3 separate regions of the Homo sapiens genome follow, and all the other regions are linked to region 1. A link is a contact called in ENCODE Hi-C or POLR2A ChIA-PET data. All regions are on one chromosome and are shown on one strand. The core of a region is the stretch at or near the end of the contact, and the rest is flanking DNA. Distances in the headings are between cores, read along the strand shown.

Region 1 (2,741 bases), core at 131-2,630:
AGGATGGTCTTGATCTCCTGACCTCGTGATCCACCCGCCTCGGCCTCCCAAAGTGCTGGGATTACAGGAGTGAGCCACCCACGGTGCCTGGCCACCAATTCAGTCTCTTCTCTGGGGAAAGTCATCCTCTCCGGCTGAACTTCACAGTTTCTGGAGGGTGGCCTCTGGGCAGGCGGGTACTGCAGCCTGGAGCCCGGAAGGATGTCAGCTCCAGAGGTGTTGAGCCAGGGCGGGGATGTTTGTGGCATGACTCTGAGGGAACTGCGCTGTCCTCTCATGTCCCTTTCAGGAGGCGTGTGCAGCCCTGCTAGACCAGTGCCTATGCTACGTGCAGTCCAGAGGCCTCCAGAGAGCCCCTGAGAAGACCAAGGGCAAAGTGAGCATGAGGTTCTCCTCTCTCTGCCCACCCTCCACGTCCACTGCCTCTGGCCGCAGACCCAGCCTCGTGATCGATGGGAGAAGCCTGGCCTACGCTCTCGAGAAAAACCTGGAGGACAAATTCCTCTTCCTTGCCAAGCAGTGCCGCTCCGTCCTCTGCTGTCGGTCGACGCCTCTGCAGAAGAGCATGGTGGTGAAGCTGGTGCGGAGCAAGCTCAAGGCCATGACCCTGGCCATAGGCAAGTATCCCAGCTGGCCAGACGGCCTCCTCCCAGCTGGACCCAAACTTCCTCTACCCTTCCATGCTACACCACGAGATGGGAAAACACTTCCTCACCTTTCTTTCTGTGTGTAAAATCACACCCAGTGTGATAGAGCAGGCAACATGTTCCGAAGGTAAAGTTTACATTGGAAAGCCACAAAAGAGAGTAGCAGAGTTACAGGTTCATGCTGCAAGGTCAGTAATCCGGTGCTGCTTTACGGCAACAAGATGGAGCTTACCCTGTTTCTCAGGAGACAGCACACAAGAGACCTGCCTGTCCCAGTCTGTCCTGGCCACAGCAGAGGGCACTACACACTCAGCCTTAGCCCAGGCCAACTTAGAAGGTCCTTTGCAGCTGCTTCTGGTCACCATGAGCCTCCGGGTGTCCAAGGCTTTGTAACGCCCTAAGGGCCCAGAGGCTTGGTGACCAGAATTCCCACTGCCTCCTGTCAGCTGTGCTGATGGTTCTGGGACAGGCTTCTGAGTAAATAAGTCCATCATCAGATACGCATCACTGCTCAGTTTTACACCAGTTATTTAAGGACTGTGTTTCTCATGGTGGTTTTTCCTGGCAGACACTGTTGGCCTGGAGAGCCCTGTCTGCTCCTCTCCAGGGAGGGGATGGTGGCCACTCGCCTCCTTCCAGGACATCCTCTCTGCCCACTTCTAGTGCAGGCAGAGTCTCTAGCACAGGTTCAGGGGCTCAGCAGCACCACCTCCTGGTGAGGGCCAGGAAGGAAGCAGTGGCCGTGACCCCCACATGCCAACAATTGGGCCTCCCTGTAAATAGAATCTACTCCTAGGTGAGAACTGGATCAGAAATCAAGTACCCTCGCCAATCAATCAGCCAGTGTTGGCAGTATTTTCTGCAAAAGGTCTGTGACAGCCCCTGCTTGTTGACATGGAGATTGCTGCCTGTTCACAGTGGGCACCTCACCTGGCCAGAGGAGACCGCTGTTGAGCCTGGGTTACAGTGGCAGTGAGGAGAGCGAGCACTGGCCTGAACACGGTCGTCATGGGGACCCTGCCCTACACACCCTGAGGCCAGTAACCGCTAAGGAGAGTGGGCACAGGGCACGTGTTCAGGAGGCCCGGGGAACCTAACAGCCATGGCCTGTCCTGAGGCCATCTTTGCCTTCATGTGCCTGGGGTGGCCCTCAGGTTTCCCTGAGGAGCTGGAAACGGTCTTCAGGCTGACCTGCACCACCCCTGTCCCAGCCTCCTCCTCTGAGCGTCAGCGTCCTTCCCTGGGAGCACGAGGACAACGTCAGCCCTGAAAGGCCACAGTACACAGTAAGACGTGAATGATGTTTCCCTGGCCTGGCCAGTGCCTGCCTCAGCCGCGTAGCCACTGGTGTCTGGTATTCCTGAAGAAGTGGAAGGAAATCCTTGGCAGATTAAAAAGAAAAGGAAACACAGAATGGAATCTCAAAAGAAAACGGGAAAGTAATGACCCATAAGAACATCAGCACATGGCTGGGCACGTGGTTCACACCAGTCATCTCAACAGTTTGGGAGGCCAAGGCAGGAAGATCACTTGAGCCCGGGAGTTTGAGACCAGCCTGGGCAACATAGTGAGTCCCCATCTCTACAAAAAATAAAAAAAATTAGCTGTGTGTGGTGGCACACACCTGCAGTCTCAGCTACTTGAGAGGCTGAGGTGGGAGGCTCACCTGAGCCCAGGAGGTCAAGGCTGCAGTGAACCGTGATCACACCACTACACTCCAGCCTAGGCAATAGAGTGAGAGACCCTGTCTCAAAAAAAGAAAAAAAAAACTGCTGGGGCAACATGGTGGGCGAAACCCCATCTGTACTAAAAATGCAAAACCTGGCTGGGTGTGGTGGCATGTACCTGTAGTCCTACCTACTCAGGAGGCTGAAGTGGGAGGATCACTTGAGCCCAGGAGGTTGAGGCTGCAGTGAGCCATGATCATGCCACTGCACTCCCACCTAGCCTGGGTGACAGAGTGAGACCCTGTCTCAAAAGAAAAAGAAAGAAAGAAAGAATGCGTTAAAGCATCAATGTGACCTACTCCTAGTGCCCAGTGGTTTATAATGTAGAGAGCATCGTTGCATACCATATCTCATGTTTTACCGTATC
Region 2 (2,741 bases), core at 89-2,588, 50 kb after region 1:
GGCAACAAGACCGAAACTCCATCTCAAAACACAAGCGCATATGCACACACATGTGTGCACACACACAGATACACATAAACACACATACATGCACATGGACACATAAGCGCACACACACATGTGCATACCACACGTTTGCCAGCTTGTTCCAGTGTTAAGTCATTATCTTAGTCCATTTGCTATAACAAAATACCATAAACTCAGTGGCTTATAAAGAGCAGAAATGTATTTCTCACCATTCTGAATGTTGGGAAGTCCAAGATCAAGGCACAGCAGGTTTGCTGTCTGGTGAGGGCCCATCGTCTGGTCCATAGACAGCACTTTCTCACTGGGTCCTCACATAGGGGAAGGGACTAGCCAGCTCTCTGTACTCCTGCTGCCTTTTTGTTTGACTCTAAGTGGAAAGCCCAGAAGACATCCCAAAGGATCCAATGTGTCCTCAGTGTGCTGCCTGCACAGTTGTGCATATACAGACTGCCTTCTTCAGGGATGCAGAGGACCGGCCTCACCTCCATGCCCAGCGGCTCTATTGGGCCCAGTCTGTGTATCAAACCAAAGCTCAAGAAATGCTTGCTGGTGATGATGACATCAGGAAAGCAAATGGGCTGTTTTCTGGTTTTTTCCAAATGAGCTGCCATTTTAATCAGGGCCTCACTATTTTCCAAGTTTAGAATTTTTCTAAAAGGAGTTTTATCCTCAACATGGAAACTCAGAAATTTGGGGCTTTTGAATTAAAAAGAAAAAAAATCAAGAAACAAAGGATAATTTTTTTTGCAATAGATCATCCAGACACTGTTACATTTTCACTATGGTATACCAGAAAAGAAGGTTTTTTTTTTAAGTTAAAATAAACTCACCACAGCCTTATAATCTATTTATAAGGTCCTCCCAGTCTGCCTGATTGTCTCTTGCCACTATTATAAAGTCATCTTTGGTCCCAGTTTGTATAATACAGAGAATTGCTCACCTGCAGTCATTTAGTTCTGAACATTGTCCCCTCGGTGTGAGGGGGCTTTTATGAAACTAAGGCTCATGCAGACTGAATGCAGTCTTGCAATGGGGCACAGGATTTAAATAGAACACGGGACTGAGTGAGGGCGGCAGGGCGGGGCTTTCCTTTGTTCCAGGAGCTGAGCGGGGAATGAGAAGCCCCCTCCTGCCCTGAAGCCCTTGCGGCAGGCTCTCTCCCTCTCCGCCCAGTCCCTGGGCTTCCTTTTCTTCTCCCTCCTGCCCAGTGTGGTCAGGCCATTCCTGGTGTGATTTCCAAGGACTTCAAGGGCAGCCCTGGCCCGTTTCCGCAGTAACACAGACTGTCCTTGGGAGAAGAGGAATGGCCTGTCCCCATGATCTCTGCAGCCCTCCCTTCAGTGCCCGGAGCCAGGCGCCTAAGCCCAATGCTGCCGAGTTTCCTCCACATCACATGTGGTCTCAACTTCCTGGGCTCCTGGGCCTGGTGATTATTAAGGAGCTGAGTCACTGGGGCTCTTGTGGTCAGTGTCTCCATCACTGATCACTGGCCTTCCCATGATGTTTCCATTCATATTTTCTTTCTTCTTTGTCTCCCAGGAGTCCTAGCTTCTTCTGAGATTTCATGGAAAGGGTTATATTGACAATTTGCATTTAGAAATATGATTTTTCTCCTCTTTAGAATAGTTTCTTTCTTTCTTTCTTTCTCTTTCTTTCTTTTTTCTTCCTTTCTTTTTCTTTCTTCTTTTTTCCTCTTTCTTTCTTTCTTTTTCCTCTTTCTTTCTTTTTCTTTCTTTCTCTTTCCTTCTTTCTTCCTTTTTTTATTTTTCTTTTTTGAGACAGAGTCTCACTCTGTCACCCAGGCTGGAGTGCAGTGGCATGATCTTAGCTCACTGCAATCTCTGCCTCCCTGGCTGAAGCAATTCTCCTGCCTCAACGGCCCTCCCCATCATCCCGCCCCCAAATAGCTGGGACTACAGGTGAGTTCCACCATGCCTGTCTAATTTTTGTATTTTGGGTAAAGACGGGGTTTCACCATGTTGCCCAGAGTGGAAGAATAGTGTTTTCCATTGTCTTCACAAAAATAACATCTGTGAGGTTTAAAAAAAAAAAACGCAGGGGCTTTTATGCCTATTTCATAGTCAGGGGAACCTAAAACCAGCTAGAAGGCAAAATGCTCAAGTCCACACAATGGAACAAAGGGGGTCTTGGCTCTTTCCCCTAAACCAGGAATTCCCAACTGTGAGTTGCCGACCCCAGGAAGCCACAGAGTTGCAAAGTGGCTTCAAATTAGTTAGTGCACCAGGCCCTCTGCAGATGGAAGGGAGGGTTAGTGCACCAGGCCATCTGCAGAGGGCCATTTCATTAACATAAGGTGAATTCATTCTGAATAGTAGCTTTGTACGTTGTCTATTTTCTCAATTGGCAGATACTAAAAGAACACTCCTCGGCTAGGGCATGTCCACATGCTTATTTTTCCTCTCATTCCAAAGGGCTCCTCATGAGGGGCTGCGAATTCCAGGAAAGGGCCAGAGGCCTAGCATCACCATTTCGCAGAGTGTGGTGTGCACCCAGCCGCTGACGCACGGGACAATTTTAGGGACTCCATGGGCAACATCTTTTATTTAAGTGTGTAGCTTCTATTTTTTGATAGCAAGTATTGATTGTTCTGTTTTTTAAAAAGAAGACCCCGTGTGTGTTGTTCTCCCCATGTGTCCTGAACTTAACATAAAAATTGAAGAAAAAAAAGAATATGTAAAGAAAAGTCAGGTAGA
Region 3 (2,741 bases), core at 170-2,669, 46 kb before region 1:
TTTAAAAAGAGGAACTATGCATTCTGGAACCACAGAGACGCCTCAGCAGGCCCTCTTGGGAGATGGTGCGGCAGGCAGGGGCTCTAGGTCCCCAAGAGCCCAGCACGGAGTTCTGGGGTGATCCAGAAGCTTGTGGCACCTGAGATCCTTCTGAAATAAGCATTCGTCACCCTCTGACCATGTGTGTGCCAGGCACTGTGATGGTCTCAAGGGCACAGAGTACCTGTGCTCAGGGAACCTGTGGTCTAGTGAAGGAGGAATGGGAGCCAGCTCCAGCCACACCCAGGAAGCACGGGGTTTGATGTCTGCATGGGGACTAAGCAAGTTCGGAGCTGTGGCACCTGCCTACCCTACCAGGGGGCCGTCAGGAAGGCTTCTCCAGAAAAGACAACATCCTGAAATGCTAAATGAAGGGCACTTCGCCTGATGCTGTAGGATGGCAAGACAGAGGAAGCCATGCAGAAAGGTTTGGGCTTCCTCAGGGTTCCCTGCGTGGCAGGAATGGGTGCTGGGAGGGATGGTAGCCGAGGAGGTCAGCGCAGTGACCCTGAGCAGAGCTTTGCTGTTGCACGGGATGAGGATTGCATTCTGTAGGGCAGCAGCTGTCTCCAAGGCTTTGTTAAGGTGGAAAACTTCTGTGATCAGACGGGGATCATTCAGTCCAGGGACAAACAGGCCCATAGCAGGTGGCGAGACCAAAGCCAGGTAGACAGAGGTGTTGTGTTTGTCACTGAGAGCCTTCGAGGACCATGTCCAGGCGTGATGTCAAGGCTGGAAGTGAACCAGGGGGACCTCACCCTCCTTGTGACCTGGGAGTATCATGAAGGGAAATGCAAAGGGCGTTTTCAGAACGGGATCCAGATGCAGAAGACGGGAGTGTGTGTGTTTTCCACGTCTTCTTGCTGGTGCAGGCGGTGGCCCTGCCTGGCTGGCAGGTGCTGGCCCCTGCTCTCTGTGCATTCTCTCACCAGGGTTCTCTCTGCCCACATCATCCAGAGACCCAGACAGGTGGCCTCACTCACAGATTTCCACCTGGAGCGTTAGGCAGGGTCCCTGCTGGCAGCAGACCTGCAGATGACCCAAGTGTGCACCTGTGCTGTGTGCTCACCCAATGGCTGAAGCAATATGAACCTCTTTACTTTAGTTTTTTTATGATAGAAAAAAAATAACAGTATCCTCTTTAATGGACTGTAAATGCCCTTTCCAACATCACTGCTGTTTCAAGATGGAGGACATCTGTATTTGCTTTTGTTGAGTACTTAGTAGCAATTCACTTAATACAAATGTGAAATACAAGGTTGGTAACAGAATCTCCCCTGTGAATCAAACCATTCATTCAAGTAGCAATCTGGGCACTGCTGAATTAGACACACGCCTCCCCCATGTGGTTGAAGAGGGGACACAGCTGTTCTACCAGGAGGAGGTCCCAGGCATCAGGAGGAAACAGAAGCATGCCGCAGGGCTCTGGGCATCCCTGGAGCACCTGCTGCTGCGGTCTCTAGCAGAAACGCAAGTTCAGGGGCAGGGCTGGAGGGCTCTCTGTTGCACCACTGTCCTGCCTCTTTCTTTCCACCTAGTCAGGTCAAATCACTTTGCCCAAAGAAGTTTCAGAAATATCTGTAAGACAACAACAGAAACTGTGAGCACTTTCTTTCTTGCCGGTGAGATATTTATTTGAACATGTTGCTCTGCAGTGGGCGAACCCTTCACGGTGTCTGCTTCCTTTTGTCTGAGATGCTGGGGTGCTGCAGCAGAGATGCAGAGGGCAGTGCTTCAGCTTGAGGCTGGCATGTGTGGGCAGCACTTTTGCAGGTGATGCTGTTTCTGCAATAGTGAGTCTGTCATCCCAAGCACAGGGATTCATTGGAACCATCTCTGCATCCTACAGGATTGTGGACTTATAGGGCAACAGAGACCCCGGAGATCCGAGTCCAAATGCCCTCTCTTCACTTGCCAAAAGTCTCATATTTATTAATCAGAAGAACTAGCACTAAGTCCCCGGGCTCGCTCCTGATTTTTTACTCTGTTTTTGAGTGGGCTCTGGTAAGCCCACATCCACAGGCATTGCTGAAGATGGAAAGAGGGTATCTATGATCAGATTAAGGTATGTTGAGCTGAAGCATGTTTTCAAAATACTAAAACTTAAATTTTGGAAACTTAGAACTTTAAAAAGCAATTAAGGCCGAGTGCAGTGGCTCACGCCTGTAATCCCAGCTACTTGGGAGGTTGAGGCAGGAGAATCGCTTGAACCCAGAAGGTGGAGGTTGCAGTGAGCCAAAATCCCGCCACTGCACTCCAGCCTGGATGACAGGAGCAGAACTCTGTCTCAAAAATAAAAAATAAAAAGCAATTTAAATTTTGGGGGACGTTTCTATAGAATCTGTTACACATTTTCTGGCTTACTTGTACAATCTTTTTCTGTTAATGCCAGATTGTCTCTGCAGGTATTGATGGTTGAGCTGATAGCTCAGAGGCCAAGAAAGCTCCAGTCTGTCACTCCAAGACCACTGTGACCTTGGGCACGATACTTAAAGATCCTAAGTTGAAGGTGGTGCAAAAACTGACTTTCTAGCAGGGTTGCCTGATAATTGTAGGGCACTTAGCACAATGCCTGGCATTTGGCAAGCCTCCCCAAACTTGTAATTATGTTGATGGTGATGACGATCAGAATGGCAGTGCCCTCACGAATTACTGGCGAGGGAGACTTTATGTACTTGTACTGAAAGGTGCCAGATTTCTGG

What was found. Hi-C counts contacts between places; a loop is a spot of excess contacts on that map. ChIA-PET counts read pairs that join two places held with the same protein, here RNA polymerase II (POLR2A). Pooled maps may share reads with other maps.
Region 2: a map of GM12878 shows a loop between it and region 1 (4-fold over the local background). The contact joins two enhancer-like sites. A Hi-C loop is called at or near these places in 5 of 168 maps with a recorded cell type or tissue (Caco-2, GM12878, Right ventricle myocardium inferior and 2 more). POLR2A ChIA-PET finds 5 or more read pairs at or near these places in 2 of 52 experiments (B cell and BJ).
Region 3: a map of dorsolateral prefrontal cortex shows a loop between it and region 1 (8-fold over the local background). The contact joins two enhancer-like sites. A Hi-C loop is called at or near these places in 1 of 168 maps with a recorded cell type or tissue (dorsolateral prefrontal cortex), 1 of 37 single-sample maps with no recorded cell type and 2 of 50 pooled maps. POLR2A ChIA-PET finds 5 or more read pairs at or near these places in 4 of 52 experiments (IMR-90, T-cell, activated T-cell and 1 more).

Annotation. Positions count from the first base shown.
Region 1 is chr15:25,692,695-25,695,435 of GRCh38, reverse strand. ATP10A (ATPase phospholipid transporting 10A (putative)) reads left to right here. Exons shown (of 21, transcript NM_024490.4): 14 at 290-617. Among named protein-coding and RNA genes, the nearest start is that of LINC02250, 120 kb to the right of the region's middle. RefSeq lists an enhancer at 1-256. Within about 2 kb of position 1,380, at least 2 of the 41 ENCODE cell types and tissues checked have a DNase peak (open chromatin) inside an H3K27ac peak, as active enhancers do.
Region 2 is chr15:25,642,813-25,645,553 of GRCh38, reverse strand. No RefSeq gene overlaps it. Among named protein-coding and RNA genes, the nearest start is that of LINC02250, 65 kb to the right of the region's middle. RefSeq lists an enhancer at 1,727-2,670. Within about 2 kb of position 1,338, at least 2 of the 41 ENCODE cell types and tissues checked have a DNase peak (open chromatin) inside an H3K27ac peak, as active enhancers do.
Region 3 is chr15:25,738,674-25,741,414 of GRCh38, reverse strand. All of the region lies in intron 2 of ATP10A (ATPase phospholipid transporting 10A (putative)), which reads left to right. Among named protein-coding and RNA genes, the nearest start is that of MIR4715, 110 kb to the left of the region's middle. Within about 2 kb of position 1,419, at least 2 of the 41 ENCODE cell types and tissues checked have a DNase peak (open chromatin) inside an H3K27ac peak, as active enhancers do.